2 separate regions of the Homo sapiens genome follow, and region 1 is linked to region 2. A link is a loop called in an ENCODE intact Hi-C map of the cell type or tissue named here. Cell type or tissue: Caco-2. All regions are shown on one strand. Links, peaks and the distances in the headings refer to the core of each region. The heading gives the core; the rest is flanking DNA. Region 1 overlaps SP8 (Sp8 transcription factor). Region 2 holds the start of LINC01162 (long intergenic non-protein coding RNA 1162).

What was found. Peaks named below come from ENCODE experiments on the same cell type or tissue, not always from the same donor. Only the 100,000 strongest peaks of a DNase experiment are listed, where the experiment ranks them.
Region 1: a loop joins it to region 2, with 13 times the contacts of the local background. A loop is called at or near these places in 8 of 110 quality-filtered maps.

What each region holds. Positions count from the first base shown.
Region 1 is chr7:20,774,541-20,782,907 of GRCh38, reverse strand. It overlaps SP8 (Sp8 transcription factor), which reads left to right. Exons shown (of 2, transcript NM_182700.6): 2 at 1-629. Among named protein-coding and RNA genes, the nearest start is that of SP8, 8.2 kb to the left of the region's middle. RefSeq lists enhancers at 5,609-6,189, 6,190-6,772. In Caco-2, for the core only: a CTCF peak has its summit at 4,722 (motif pointing left); DNase peaks (open chromatin) are centred at 4,737 and 5,001; H3K4me3 peaks cover 926 bases.
Region 2 is chr7:20,830,498-20,838,864 of GRCh38, reverse strand. LINC01162 (long intergenic non-protein coding RNA 1162) reads right to left here and starts at 3,434. Exons shown (of 6, transcript NR_126381.1): 1 at 3,361-3,434. RefSeq lists an enhancer at 3,500-4,000. In Caco-2, for the core only: a CTCF peak has its summit at 3,999 (motif pointing right); a DNase peak (open chromatin) is centred at 3,534; H3K4me3 peaks cover 691 bases.

The DNA of each region.
Region 1 (8,367 bases), core at 284-8,283, 56 kb after region 2:
TCTTGTACATTACTTCCAGTAAATATTTGAAAATATATTGAAGTAAACTTGATTTTTTTTTTTTGTCACAAGAAAATATTAAGAGTTATTGTTGCAGTTCTGATGAGCTGCAGGTTTTTTGAACTCACTTCTGGAGGTGCAGAGCCACAAACGCACTTTCGGGGCCTAGTTTTGCTCGAATATGAATTTAGATAGGTATCAAGCTGTAACTAAGACAATATTTGATAAATGTTGGATGACATTTAATTTAATGGAGCATGTACTTATTTGCATTTGCTGGCAGTTCAGGCATAGTTAAAGTGAGAGTTCTCCTATATTTCATAATAAGTGGTCTGCCAAAACCCATGTATTAAATAAATTGTCCAAGTGAAACTCGACTAACTTTGGCCTTTGTGTATTTCCTGAAGGTAATATTGTTAACTGTTAATAAATACTTCTGACACTACATTTAAATGTTTGCAGATTCTGCAAACTAATTGCTCATTGTAATGTTGAAATAATTTGGATATTTCACATTGAAATGAAAAGCCTTTCTCTGGAGCATTTTAGATTTGCATTTTAAATGCATGAAATGTAATTGATTTATTTGTAATATTTTAAATGGTATAATAAACTCAGATAAAAGACTAGGCCAGTTAATTTGTATTTTTTCCCCTTTTTAAACTATGGACGTGCATTTTATCTTCAGTTAATTGTCTAATTTAAACAAAATATATCCTTGTTTGTGGTAATATTTAAATAATTACCTTTAAGATGTTAGATGGAAAGATCTATTTGGCAAAGCTGTGTTTTCTCTGTTTACCAAGATAAAGATTATAGTGTCTAAGGAATGTAATTGATTATTTACCAGTAGATTTAGCTCATAGCATCAGGATTTACTGACCTCTTAAAATTTGTACTAAGTCACAATTCAAAGAAATTTCACCATTCTCTTTCCTTCTCAGTCTCCAGAAGGAGTCAGGTTGTTGGCCATTGATTGCATTAGTATTTAAAAGGCCAAGCCTTACATTGGAAGATCAATACATCTAAAATAAAAACATGGGTTTGGGGATAACTTTTGTTGTTAGGAGGTGGAGGAGGTCAAGCTAACAAAAGCTTGTTTTTGGCATTCCAAGTCTTAGCTAAAGATTATGTAGAGGTAAATATCAGTAGTAGATTCCTGTTGAAATGAGTTATCTGTTCTTTTAAAGTCTCTAAACAGCCACCAAAGAAAAGGAAGGTTAAACCTTAATCTATTTACTAGGCTATTGTTCATAGGTGTCAATGATGCCAATAAAAAATACTGTCTTGTTATGTCTAAGTGCATTTAGCAATGGGTGTTCCTGAGCCATACTTTGAAACATAAAATACTCTAAATGTTGATTGATGTTATATCACTATTTCACTATTAGATTAATATTATTATTTTGAATCAAATTGAATAAAAAGTTAGTGTGTTTGGATTCTTACAAGTTTAGCTTCTTTATTTCTGTTTGCAATCTCCCCACCCTAAGTATAGTCTTGGTATACATCTTGAACTGAAAAATTTTCCATTGAAATCTATATATGGTAATTATAATGCATAGAAGCAAGTGAAAATACAAAGTGCTATGAGCACTGTAAATTGAGAGGAAAAAGCAATTAGGGATAAAAGATGTTTTAGAATAATATAGCTCGTGTCCAAGTAGGTGACACCTTTAATCCTGCTGTCTATGCAGGTATTTGAGGCCTCCAGTCTCTATGGTTCTAGACAAACAAGTTAACTCTGATTCTTTGGTATACTATAGTTCTAAATAATGGATTTTAAAAGTAAAATAGTTTCTTTCTGTCACTTTCTTCCTAGGATAACAAGCAGAACACAGTTTAAGTGTTGTTTCTTTTTTATTGAAAGTTGCAATGCTGAGGGATTCGGAAAGAGCGGTTCTGAAGGAGTTAAATGTAGTGGCAGGTAAGAGGAAAGCTGCTTGGTACATTTATAATATCAGTTGCATTACATGCAGAATCAACATTGATTTAAGAGGTGGGTTATGACAAGGAGAAATATTGTCTGGAAGAAGATTTCTTTGGGGTGATTGAAGGGGGACATTTTTTCTGCTGTACAGATGTGCAAACTTTCCCTTTCTTCCTTCTGGCTCCTCACCCTTCTAGCTTTGCTTGGTTTGTTTTGGTGGTTATGGAACAGTATTTCTAGCTTAATTTTCTGCAGGGTGGGCAGGGTTCTTTTGGGAAAACAGAAGATGAGGTACCAAATTGTGATTTTTTTTTTTTTTTTGTTCCTGTTTTGTCCCTGATAAAGCACTTCCTGGCAGTAGCTGGAGGCTCACTCAAGTGAAGTCAAAGGCCAGGTCTCACTTTGAACCAAGGGACAAGCTTCCAGTCTGGCAGATCAAGATAGAGTTAAACTAGTTGTTGACCCAGAAGTCAGGCCAGCATATATCAGCCCACCCTCCAGAGTCTGGAAAGGGCTGCCAATCCAACCATTTCCATTTCCTACCTCATCTCTTCTACAAACTTGAATGTTTCTTCCCTATCCTGCTTTCTCCTTTTTTGGCTCCTTCCTTCCTCACCTTCTCTCTTTGTGGATGATCTCTTTCACTGAGATATGTGTAACTGTGATTTGTTGAGGCTGGATTACCAACTGAAATATTTTATGTAAGAAACTTAATTTAAACCAATATGATGACTTCCTCTCAGAACAACTGATGCTGGAAAAAGCTCCTGAATGGGTTTGCCTTCCTTCCGCCCTGCTCCTACCGGAATCTTGGCATAACTTCTCAACTGGGCTTCCTTTGGTTAGAGAATACTGAAATTAAAATTTAAAGACAAGCAGGTGATGAGACTGGACTCCTAAGTAGGCAGATCGATAATTTTGCTATCATTTTCATCTTCATGGATCTTTTGGTGAGGTTATTAAATGGAATGCTACAGAAGGCTTGTAGAGGAATTTTTTTAAAAATAAATATTGTAGAGGATTGCTCAAAGGTCAGATGATCTTTTTGGCTGATAAATTAAGGCAGAAAAAGGGGGAAAAAAGTGTGGATTTGATTATTATCTGTTTGCTAAGATGGTAAAGATAAATATTATCATGAAGAATTTAAGAATTTTGCTCAGTGTTTTGTACAAACAGCCTCAAAAAGGGATTGATTTGATGCAGGTATTTTGAATAAACTGTGGTTGTTCATTTTACTACTGATTTTTGCTGCTTCTGTCCAAACAGGCATTATTTCTCTTTACACTCCTAAGAAAAACCCAGATATTACCAACATCTTTATCCTTCTCTCTCTTTTTAAAAGTATGGTTTCTGCAGTTGCTTCCTTCCTTCCTTTCTTCCTCCTTCTCTCCCTCCCAATCTCCCTCCTTTTTAAAAAATGGCGCAGAAGATCAATTCTGTGCCTGTATTTCAAGAAAATGGTGTTAAAGTAAGGAATCGAAATATAGTAATGCTGTACCCATTTTAAAGTCAGGGCTTTGGTTTTGGGTGGCATCTTTTGAAGACTGCTCAATATAAATAGTTGATGTTATTTTAAAAATAAGATTCAGAATTTTCTCCCTGTTTATTCCCTGCTTCCGGATTAAAGGAAAGCCGCTAATTCCTTGCCATCCTGGACCCTAGCCGCTGCGGTTTAAGGGGATGCGCGTCAGTGGCCATGTCTTTAGATTCGCTGCTCTCCCTGTGAGCAGAAATGTTGATTTGCTGCAGCGGCGGGGAGGGGGGATCTATTTTTCCCTAGTCCCTCGGCGCATGTTTAATTTAATTTAATTTTCTGCGGAGTCTCTTGGCGGTGAGGAAAGCAGCCTTATACATTTTGCTTTGGTTCCTAACGAACAGTGGGAGAGCTCTAGGGACAGCGGGGAGGGCTTGAGGTGACCTAGAACTCGGAATAAAGCCCCGCTACAAGCTGTCGCTTTTTCCTGGTATTCTAGTACCGTTTTTGAAAGTCCATCTACCGGAAATGTTGCTTTTTTTTTTTTTTTTTTTTTTTGAGATGGAGTTTCGCTCTTGTCTAGGCTGGAGTGCAACAGCGCAATTTCGGCTCACTGCAACCTCCGCCTTCCGGGTTCAAGCGATTCTCCTGCCTCAGCCTCCCCTGTAGCTGGGATTACAGGCGACCGCCACCACGCCCGGCTAATTGTGCATTTTCAGTAGAGACCGGTTTCACCATGTTGGCCTGGTCTCGAACTCCTGACTTCAGGTGATCCGCCAGCCTCGGCCTCTTAAAGTGCTGGGATTACCGGCGTGAGCCACCGCGCCCGGCCTGGGGCTGCCGCTTTTAAAAAGCCCATTCCTCAACTTTGCTTCTCAGGCACCAATTTCTTGCTGCGCGGGAGGAAACGCTGGCAGCGACCTCTGCTTCTCTCGCAGGGCGCTGAGCCGAGGTCCGGCCTGCCCAAAGTTCCCTTCGTTCTCTTTTCGAATGAATTCTGCGAGAGGTTTTGAGCCTGGGAGGATTTCCCTCCCTTTCTAAACGCTACCCTCCGCTTTCCTCTTCCCAGCTCCTCGAAGTGCCCAGTACATTGAGAAAGACCCCGGGGCCCTCCCGGGGAGGGTTCCGAACTGGCGATCCGCACGGTCCGCTTGCACGTAGCAGCGAAGAGTGAGGTGGTGGTCTGGGGTCTCCCCGCGAGCCCTGGCCCCGGCCCGGGCCCGCCGCTCCCCTCGGGCTGCGGGCCGGAGCAGCCCATCGCCGCGCCCACCGCACACAAAGGCACCGCGGCCGCCTCCGCCCGCTGCACGGACAGCGAGCGCCACCCTGTGCCCTGCTCCCGTTCTGCAGCGCGCTCAGCGCGGGCAATGCCGGCCAGACCCGCCCCGCCAGTCCCGGGCCTCTGACCTTGGGCAAACCCACGGTGGGAATGCGCGGGGAGCCTCCCCCCGCCCCGCTCGCCTGTGGGCTCTCAAAAGACACTCGGGCCGGACGGGGTGAGGGATTCCCCTGCCTTCGCTTCCCTCCCTCGCTTGCTCTGTAGTTTTCCCGCACCAGCCCGCTGCCCTGCGCCATCCTAGGGCCTCGGAGCCCGGGGAATCTGTCCCATCCTGTCACGGGGTGCCGCGCTTGATCTTTCTGCCCGTGCCACCGGAGGCTGCTGCGGCGTGGACAGACTCAGATTCTTCTTCCTGAACTTGTTCAGCTTTCTCTCTGTCCTGGCCCACGACTGCCTGCCTTTCTTCACCTCCTGTGCTCTTTTCTTGGCCAAACTGCTTTGTGTTCACTCGCACCCGCCTCCTCTCCCCAGCGACGTCAAAGTGCAGCGTCCTCCATAGGTGGCAAGATTTATTCTTGTCATTTTATCATGGGGTTGGCAGACTCGACGAGTGAAGGAACTTGCCCACATTTCCCCACACTGTTATCATAAAGAAGGCGCAATTAAGTGTGACTGGCTGTGAAAACTCTGCGCTTTTTAGTTTCAGGATATCAAAAAAGTTTAGCTACCCTGGGACTAACAGAAAAAGTGATGGATAGATAGGTGGATGGACACAGATGTAGAATCACTGAACCTGTTGAACAGAACTCTACTGCATTGCACCCAAAACCCAACAACCTCTCATGGGCTTCCTTCCCAATGCTCTTCTCTCCCGACTCTGGGCCTCTGGGTCTTTGGGGACTGCTACCAACATTCTGAAGGTCCCTATTCTGGTGACATCTGAAAGGAGATCAAGATAGATCAACCCTTCGGAGAAGAGCGTCATGCTCCGCTTAAAGGTCTTTATTTGGAGAATGTACCTGCCTCTCCCCGGGCTGCCTGAGGAAAGGAGCTGGCTCCTGGTAAACCTTTCCCCAGCCCCACCCCCTGACTCTTTTAGGCGCCTCTAGGTCTTAGGCCTTCTGGTCTTGGAAGTCATCGCACAGGTTCGGATCTGTGGGTTCCACTTTGTATTCTCGAGACATGCCAAGGATTAAACTTGGCTTTTATGGGTGGTTAGATACGCACTATGTACATGCATTTAAGGCATCCTGTGATGAGGCTGCAGCATAAATCTTCTCCCGCACTTATATTGAAAGAGCTCTCGGAGACGCACACCTGCGCGTGACAGGGCTCCAGTCATGTCCCCTCGTGGCTAAATCCACGGGCTCCACTGACCCCAATCCCCCACAGTGGGGAAGGAAGGAGGGCCGCCTATCTTCGCTTGCAAGCCCCTGCAGCCGCCGGTAGAAGCAATCTGGCTTCCCGGAGCTCCAGGATATAATTGACACGTCCACCTCCGGAGCCGCCACCACTCTCCTCCCTCAAGCCAGCCGGCGATGTGAGCCCACACCCCCACCCCCTCTCTCCGGGGTCCGGAAAGCTGGGAAGCGCTGGAATGCCGCGTTCTCTCACCCTATTGTGCCTAGGTGTTGCAAACCACTGGAGGACAGAGCTTCGCGCTTTGATCTCATGTCCCAGTCATTCTTTAGCACAGAGGGGTGAGTTTAAATTAAATTTCTTTCTCTGCTGATAAGTCGTAATGGGCCTCAGAAGGTGAATAATTATGCAGTAACATTTCATGGGTTGTTGGAGTGGGAATTCCCACTGCGCTGTCATCAAGAACAGAATTTCCCTCGTACGCTCAATGCTAAAAGAAGCTTTGCAAGTAAGCCACAAGTGTCTTTCAAATCTCGATGCAGATGATCTAGTCCTTCCCTACTCACCTTTCTTGCCCCTACAAATCTGTGTCGTCCTTTATTTTTTCATTCGTAGTTTATAAGTGGTTTACGAATACTTTTAAAATCAGTGCTAAAGGATCTTATATTTGAGGTAAAAAAAATACTTAGCTTTGATGATTATGCATTTCTATCAAGACAAAGCACACACTGATGAAAGCTGGGGCCGCATTTTCCTGGGAAAAGGCAGATGAGCCACCTGAGATTTATGTCCAAATACCTGGATTTAGTCTGGCCAACTATCTTCACTTCTTTTAGTGAAATAGTGCTTTTTGGTTTGATTCCTGAGGAGAGTCCGGACCCGAAGTTGCTGCAGGGATAAGATTTGATCATTAGTGTTCTGAAGGTATCTAGTTGCAGTTGAGAAATTGACTTTCCATGCAGGAAGGTTAAAAGGCAAAATGCCTTGGCTGCTTCACTCAAAATAGCCACCTGCCTATTAGAAAATGTGGACTTAATTCTTGGAGATATCAATTTATATTTAATTTCCCTCCAACCTAGATAAAAAAAACAGCATCAACAGTTTGGATATTGTAAATGGGTCATGACATTTTGATACTCAAAAGAAAATCAGACCCTTAAAGAACTCTCTAAAATTGTAATTTAAAAGCACAATGGACTCTTTATTGTTTTGTTTTTTTAAAAAATCCTCTATACCCCCATTCACTTTAGTGCTTCATCGCATAGCATTTTCATTGTTTACTTTTTGTCCCTTTACATGTCTTCCTTTAAATGAATTGAGCTCCCTCAAGCTTTAAGATTTCCAAATCAACACACAGAAACTGGAGCCTGCTTACCAAGTTTTCACTCCTCTCTTGGCAACTAATTTGAAAGGGCTCAAACAATAAGTTGATTTACATTATGCTCATTTTACCCTGAAATCTGTGCGAATGTTGAAAAACCCTTAATCTTTCACCTTGGGTTATCTTTACATCTTTGGGGGAACCAATCCTTCCAGCTTTAAGTTTTTTAGCTACTCCATTTTAAGCGCTGAAATAGAAGAAAGAAAGTAGATCTTTTTCTTTTTTCCCCTAAAGTTCAAGTGATTGTCTAGTTCAACTGAAAATAAAGGATTTGTACTGCCCAATTTTGCACCCAATTTAATGTCCCTAATTATGTGGCACCCTATCATCAGGTTTCCATCATTTCAGGAAGTTTTGTGCTCATTCTTGTACACTGATCAATGCTTCATTTTTCTCTTACATGCCTATCTCTTATGATTATTATTTTTTTTCTAAGCAGGTCTTTCCCCTTTCAATTTAACAAACAATGGCCTTATTGCAGGGAGGTGGGGAGGGGAGCTAGTACCAGGTGGAAATGTGTTTAAAAGACATTCACGTTATTTAGCTTTAAAAATATTATTGAGTTATATATTCTCTTTAACAGAATTTACACAGACTTTTTCTATAGATAAATGAAACTTTTATTTAGGGCAAAATATTTTTTATAACATTAAATTATATTTCTCCCAAAACTTTAAGAAAAGAAAGTTTTTATAGATGACAATTCAGTGGCTTTTTACTATGAGGCAAAGTAACTTTTGCTGTTTCTCCAGTAAATAACTATTTGACTTAAAACTGCAGTGGTTAAGTTTAAGGTCCATATACATTATACTTCCTGTGTCCTCAGTATTGACATATTTTAGTGAGTTTCACAATTGAATGTTGTCATAGCAATGAACAGAGATCATTAAAACAACCTCGTAAATATTTTGGCTACAAATACTGTATAGTTTTCAGTAGAAAGC
Region 2 (8,367 bases), core at 208-8,207:
AAAATTGCCAGGTCTCTTCAGAGCTAGTCTCAGAACTGACTCAGAGACTCCTCTGCTGCTTTCTGTTGATCAAAGCAAGTCATGTGACCTGACCAGATTCAAGGAAAGGGAAACAAGACTCTACCTTTTGATGGAAGGGGCACCGTGAAGGTACAGGGTTAGGAAGAGCTATTGGTAGCCATCATTGTAGACTAGTACTACACAGATGATAAAATTTGAGAACAGCTATTTTAAAGTGATAAATCCAATAAAGACTGTTGAATTTAACATAAGAGCAGTTTTTAGTATTCTTAATGAGTTTTTGCATCAAACTGTTACTAATAAGCGTAACAACCCTAGACTGAAATATATGTACACGCAATGTAGAATACTCCAGAAAAGTGGTTTCTTTCTCATAATGCTAAATTGTATTATAGTAATTACTTTTTTAGTTTTTTAATCATTCATTCCTGAGACATTGGTTTCATCTTTGCAAAATATAAAATTGTAAATAAATAAGAGTATTTGGATTTAAAAAGTGTTAATGAAAGAAGATAACAAAATTCTTTCAATATCATGGTTTTATCTTAATCAAACCAGCCACGTGTATTGAGGAAGCTGGCAGGAGCTGCTCTCAGTGTAAGACCCTACGATTTAAGGCCTTCTACCTATCATGAGATTAATCCCTTCGGTTAGTTTGTTTTGGTTTTTTGGGTTTTTTAGAACGAGAAAAAAAAGGACCACAGAGAACTTTCCAGATCAATGAGAGTTAACCCAGCTTTCAAATACAGGAAATATTGGCTGTAAGGATATCATGCAGTTTCCATCAGAGATCTTGAGACCCGCGGCTTAAAGGAATGTATTATTTTTCTAAATCCTGAATTTGAATCATGTAGTTACAAAGAGCAGTGTTAAGGGCTGAGCATGGCTGACCGTCCAGCATCTGCTTTTAATTCAGCTTTGCTGCACTCTACTTGTCACGACTAAATTTTATAGGAAGGAATTAAATGCTTTAGATCAGAGGTCAAAAGCTAAAGACCCACAGGCCAGATACAATGACAGACATATTTAATTTGGCCTGGATGTTTTTTAAAATTGAAATTAGTTGTCATCATTAAAGAAAAAAAACAATACTTCAAACTTCTCAAAAAAGAAAATCAGGAACACTTAATACTAAATTTGCATTCCCTTATGACATCACAGGACTAAAGTTGATTACGAACTGGCCCCTGAAGATAGGTCATGCACTTTCCAGTGAACCATACTCCTCACTCTTCTCTGCTGTCTTCCTCTAGAATTACACCATTTACATTCTCTACATGATGTTTGGAAGTACTAGATTTTTAGTTTTTTTGCAGCCAAAGCACTATTTAGAAATTCAGGGATTTGAAAAGTGACTAAAAGATTCATTTGTAAATATTTATAAATATCACAGTTCTACTCTATTTCAGGCTAGACTTCCCTGCTATATATCCTAGCACATATTTTGATATACCTTGCCTGCACTGCAAATTGAAACCCATTTTTATTTCTTTTTAAAGAAATAAAGCCATTTTTAAAAGCTGTCATATATTAAGAAGAAGAATAGAATTTCTAAGAAAAAATCAAACTAATGAAATTTTTTATGTAGAATCATATTTTGCGTTTGTTTTCCCAGTTGAAGAGAAAAAGGGGGTGGGGAAATATACTCTGAAACAACACAAAGCGCAAAATATTGATGCAGCAAAATTTGTTAAATTTTTTTCTATCACATAGCTATCGCTACTTAAGGGCCACTATCATCATCACAAAATCTAAAACAAAACACAGGAATTTGTCCACTTCTTGATATAGCACTGCCATTAATATAATTTCTGTGCTTACTAAAACTGTCCTACCAATACACAATATTTTTATGTAAAGGATAGTAAGAGTGCCAAAAGAGCACTCAAACTGGGGTAACCAGAAGACATGTGGATGCAAATTCTAGCTCTACCAGTTACTCTCAGCAGATTTTGGGCAAGTCAACTTACCTCCGTATACCAGTGACATGATACAGTTGAGACTCAATATTTAACATCCAACTAATTCTTAACCTTTAAGATTTTAAAATTTATTATTCTAAGAAACTTTCTCCCAATCTGACTTGTGTGTGACTCTCTCAGAGTTTTACACCTTTAAGGAACTGAATTTAGTTACTGATCTACTTCGACTTCCTCAAAAGAGAGCTCCCCATGTAAGATTTTAAAATTTATTATTCTAAGAAACTTTCTCCCAATCTGACTTGTGTGTGACTCTCTCAGAGTTTTACACCTTTAAGGAACTGAATTTAGTTACTGATCTACTTCGACTTCCTCAAAAGAGAGCTCCCCATGTAAGTTAGTGTTTGTATTAGAATGGGGCACAATAGTTTAAAGATATGGCATTGGGGAGCACAGCATTGGCATTAAAATAAAATAACATTAAGCTCTAATATGAGATTTGAAAAACACAGTCTGGGCAGAGGGTCCAGTGAATCTTAGCAGGAATAACCAGTCTTCAGCATTATCAGCTTAGTGCTGACTGAAGAGTCATTTGGCTACATGTGATTTTTACACATCTGTCAACTAAAGCAGAGCTCCAAATGAAAAATCTGGCACATAGAAACATTATGGGGATTTGTGAGTCCCCCTGGAGAATTTTGGGTCCATAAACCAATGAATAGATTACTATGACACACAAATGGAATATTTTCATCTGTGACAGACATAATCTCGCCCTGGTACTCTTTGTGTCATGTTGCAGAAAACTATACGCACTGTCCTCAGACCTGCTTTAGTTGCCCATGCTAAAAGATGAGTGACAACACTAAATATGGAAAACATTGGCCGGGCGCGGTGGCTCACGCCTGTAATCCCAGCATTTTGGGAGGCCGAGGCGGGCGGATCACGAGGTCAGGAGATCGAGACCATCCTGGCTAACACGGTGAAACCCTGTCTCTACTAAAAATACAAAAAATTAGCCGGGCGCGGTGGCGGGCGCCTGTAGTCCCAGCTGCTGGGGAGGCTGAGGCAGGAGAATGGCGTGAACCCGGGAGGCGGAGCTTGCAGTGAGCCGATATCGCGCTCCAGCCTGGGTGACGGAGCAAGACTCCGTCTCAAAAATTAATAAATAAATAAATAAATAAGTAAATAAAATAAAACATCTAAGGTTAAAGAACGGAACCACCCTTGGGAAGACCTAAATGCAATCTCTGTCAGTACCACTAACTGTGGCCTCTGAGTTAGCACACTAACTCCAGTCCTAATACAAGTACATTATAAATCACCTCAGCGGTCAAGACCTCATTCGTCGTCCTGCAAACCTGTGCCATAATAGGTTTTACTAGTACAAAAACTGAGGCTCACTGTGTTTGTAACTTACCTAAAGTCACATAGGTGATAAAGGTGTCCCTGAATCCAAATCCACATATTCTTTCCATTGAGACAGGCAGGTGGGAAGGCCTCCCTGGCAAAACTCCAACCGGCCAGTGCACTGGGAGGAGTGCGCACTGGGATCGAGCCACAGAAGTTCGCGCGTTTGCAGCGGGAGGAGCTTGGCCCCTCCTCTTCCTGGGTGGAACCTGGGATTCAATCTGTGAGGCGGGAAGCCCAGTGGCAGGAAGCACACTCTCTCGCTTTGCTAAGAGTCTCTGTTTCCCCTTTTCTTCCATTTCACCCAATAAACCCTGCCCTCCTCTCGCTTCAAATTGTCTGTGAGCCTAATTTTTCGTGGCCATGTGATAAGGAACCCTGTCTTTAGCTGAACTAAGCAAAAAGTCCCACAACACTATTATGCCATAAAATGTCTTTAATCTATAAAATTAGAAGATAGCAAGTCCTTATTGAGTCATGAATTTCATTTATTTATTCAAAAAATATGTTTATAACTTGAATGAGTCAAAACATGGGTATATAAAAAAGAGGAATTTACATGTCTCTAGAAGAAAAAGAAGAGATTGCAAGGGTAATATTTAGTGTCCTTTTGAAAGTACATTAGTGCCAGGCACTACATAAGTCTTCCTGAAGGTGGTAGTACAGGCAAAGCATGCACTCCAAGCTTTGGGAACAATTTTTAGAAAAATTTTTGAGGTCTTTATAAAAATTGTCAAGGAACTGTTAACATAATGACAGCAACATATACAAATGTCTGGAACACTATCATGTATTTTAAATCTATTTTTTGACACAGAGCTATTGGGAAATATTATGTCAGCCTTTCAAGAAGTATATAATTTTGAGATTGAATAAAATCAGGTTGTCTCCATGTTTACTTGAATTAATGAGATGTTTGATGTTGTCCACCTTCTCCCTTGTTGTCCAAACCCTAGTGAGTGCCCTGACTTGAAAGCCAAGTTCTCTGTCTGTAACCAAAGAGAAAAGCTCATCACCCTGGTTAGACAAAGTTCACAGCAGCCACAGCCTTCTGAAATGACACACTGCCTCCATCAGTGTTCCTTCTTGTGTTCTTTTTGTGAAGAGTGTGTTTGGAGTTACTACAGTTTTTGGTCATCAGTGAATGATGATATATCTTTAGAAAGTCTCTGTAAGGGTAACCAAGGTTCCCTGAAGATGTGTAAAGTCTCTGCACAAGTTTGAGCATTCTTAAGGAGCAAATTAATAGTATTTTGTATTTTTACATTTGTACAATGAGAAAACGTTCTATAGGTTTGATATTCTTTCCTGGAAATACTTCCACAGGAAAACAGTATATGGAAAACCCATTTTTAAGGCAAGTTTATGTTTTTACATTAAACAACAATTGAAAATAAAATATTTCCATTGGAATATTGGGATCTTGACTTTAGTCCGTTTGTCAATTTAACAATTAATGATAGAGCTTAGCAATGACATATAGCTAACAGCAAAGTACTTGTGGCAGTACCCTCCTCTTCCCCCTTCTCTCATGCTAAAGAATAAAATGACATATTTCCCAAGTTAATGGTCCCAGTTAGGGGCCAATTTTATTTTCAAATAGATACAGAATCACAAGAAGTTGCCAAAATAATACAAAGAAGTCCCATGTGTATTTCACCCATTTTCACCTTCAAAGATAACATCTTACATAACTAATACAATATCAAGACCAAGAAAATGACGTTGGTACAAGTACAGTCTTATTCAGATTTCACCAATGTTGACAGGTACTTGTGTGTATGTACATATGTGTGTGATTCAGACAATTTTATTACATGTAGATGTGATAAGGGTACAGATCTGTTTCATTACCACAAAGATCCCTAATAGTTCTATTTTATAGTTATACGCATCCATCTCCCTCCCAGAGACCATCTCTATCCTCTGGCAACAACTACTCCGTTCTCCATCTCTATAATTTTGTCATTTGGAGAATGTTATAGAAATAGAATAATACAGTATGTTACCTTCTGTTTATAACCTCTTTTTCACTCAGCATAATTGCCTTGAGATCCATCCAACTTGTTACATGTGTAATAATAGTTGATTCCTTTTTGTTGCTGAGTAGTATTCTATAGTATGGATGCAACACAGTTTGATCATTCATTCACCCATGGAAGGGCATCTGGGTTGTTTCTAATCTTTGGCTATTACAAATAAAGCTGCTATAAACATTTGCAAATACATTTTGGTGTCCATAAGTTTTCTTTTCTTTGGGTTGAATGCTCAGGAGTATCGTTGCTGGGTTGTATGGTAAAATGTGATTAGATTTTTAAGAAATGGCCAAACTATTTTCAAGTGGTTGTACCATTTTGCATTCCCACCAGTAATGTATAAGGGATCCAATTTCTCTGCATCCTTGCCAGCATTTGGTGTTATCACTTCTTTTTTAAAACATTTTAGTCATTTTGATTTCAACTGGATTGTTTTACTACTGAGTTTTTTTTTTTGTTGTTTTTTGTTTTTTTTTTTGAGATGCAGTCTCGCTCTGTCGCCCAGGCTGGAGTGCAGTGGCACTATCTCGGTTCACTGCAACCTCTGCCTCCCGGGTTCACGCCATTCTCCTGCCTCAGCCTCCCCAGTAGCTGGCTGGGACTACAGGCGCCCGCCACCACGCCGGCTAATTTGTTGTATTTTTAGTAGAAACGGGGTTTCACCATGTTAGCCAGGAAGGTGTCGATCTCCTGACCTCGTGATCCACCCGCCTCAGCTTCCCAAAGTGCTGGGATTACAGGCGTGAGCCACTGTGCCGGGCCTGCTACTGAGTTTTGAGAGTTCTTTATCACATATATGGTTTGGAAGTGGTTGACAAATGTTTTCCTTAAATTTGTAGCTTGTATTTTCATCTTCTTACTACCATCTTTCATTGAGCAAAAGTTTTTAGTATCGAAGAAGCCAATTTATTTGTTTTCTTTTATATAATTATAATATTGGTGTCATGTCTAAGAATTCTTCACCTAGCCCGAGGTTCTGAAGATTTTCTCCCATGTCTTCTTCTAAACATTTTTTACCATATACCATATCTCATGGACTAATGCTTTTACCCTAATTCATATCCCATATACTTAAGGTCTCATTAGAAACAAATGACACCCTCCAACAGATAATTAGATAAAGCTTAATAAAGCAACCATTTACAAAGGTGCAGGAAGAGAAAAGAGAAACCAAGAAGGGTGAAGCACCCTAGGGGTAGCAAAGTGGGGCACTATTACCACTCCTAGGCCTGACTGGGCAGGAGGGAGAGGAGGTACCAGGGAGCTATAGCTGCAGAAGTCCTCACAGCAGGAGCTGTGGCCTGCCTAGCAATACACTGGGGAGGAGCCAGGAGAATACAAAGCTAAACTTCCCCTCTTCCTTCCTATCACTTGGCACCAGAGAACACAACAGCTTGTTTACATACTTCAAACAAGATATGGTATCAAGAAAAGTTGGATTTTAAGAAAAGTACCAGAATCCCTACATTTACATTCTTAAAGTACAGATGTCAATAAAAAGAAAAAAAAAAGAGAAAGAGGAAAAGGGAAAATCAGAAATTCCAGTGTCAGCTTATCTGATCATACCAATGCTGCATTTGAAATAAAACATGTAAAATACAAGAAATGCTTACTCTAATAGCAAAGCAAGAATTTCAAGCCTTGCTGAAGCTACTAACTATCCACTGTTTTTCTTTCTTCCAAAGGCAAGCCATCCTGATCAGGGAGGTGTAGTGGCATTGCCTTCTCCAGCCTTCCAGGACTTTCTGGATTGTCAAGCAGTAATTAACTTGGTTGGGGGTGGGGGGTAGGCAGAGAAAGCTGGGAAGGAAAGAGAGCCAGTAGATGGCAGATGGTTGTCATTTAGGCATTTTTGTCCATGTGGAACAGGATCCTTGCCAAGGGCAGGCCTTCAGTTCCCAGGCTGGAGAGAAGGAGGGTGTTAGAAAACAAGCAGTGGCATAGTCCTAAAAACTAGGACTAATAGAGGAGTGGAAAATGGTGACCTGAGATCTCTGCAGAGTCTCAAGGTCATTTGGGAGCAAAGGATTCCAGATCCCAGACTTCAGGGCCGGCTGCAAGATTCTGTCTCCTGATTTGCATATGGACCTGCAAAACCCAGGGCTGGGCTGGTGACCACCATCTGAAGGGAAATCTGAGGCTGTTAACATATTTGATTAAGTTTAGTTTGGTCAGGAAAATGGGTGGCTTGAACATACATGATTCAGTGTGGCAGCTGAGGAAAGCAAAGACGGGGTGTTGGCCCAGAGCTTTAAAAGGTTACTATGGATGTGAATGTTTTGTTGTTGTTGTTGTTTTGGGGATGGAGTCTCACTCTGTTGGCGAGGCTGGAGTGCAGTGGCATGATCTCGGCTCACTGCAACCTCTGCCTCCTGGGTTCAAGCAGGAGAATCGCTTGAACCCAGGAGGCGGAGGTTTTAGTGAGCCAAGATTGCACCACTGCACTCCAGCCTGGGCAACAGAATGAGATTCCATCTCAAAAAAAAAAGGAGAGAGAGAGAGAGATTTAACCTGAAGACTTGGCTTTTGCCCAGATCATACATCTCTCACTGTGACTGAAGGGTGTGAGATTCACCAGCTGTAGACAGATGTGCTGGCATCAGGTTGCCATGTCAATACCCTCTCTAGGCATTCATCGTAGGGAGCCATGGAGAAGCAGAACCTGCCTCAGCCTCCCGAGTAGCTGGGACTAGAGGCATGCGCCACCACGTCAGTCTAATTTTTGTATTTTTAGTAGAGACAGGGTTTCATCATGTTGGCCAGGCTGGTCTCAAACTCCTGACCTCAGGTGATCCACCCACCTTGGCCTCCCAAAGTGCTGGGATTATAGGCATGAGCAACCATGCCTGGGAATGTTTTTTATTCATTCAGTAAACAAATATTTATCAAGTTTGTTCAAAGAGCCAGGTCCTGTGTTGAGTCCATGGGACACAGTGTTAAGGTTCAGTTCTCCTAACCTTAAAATGGAACTTAAAATTCAA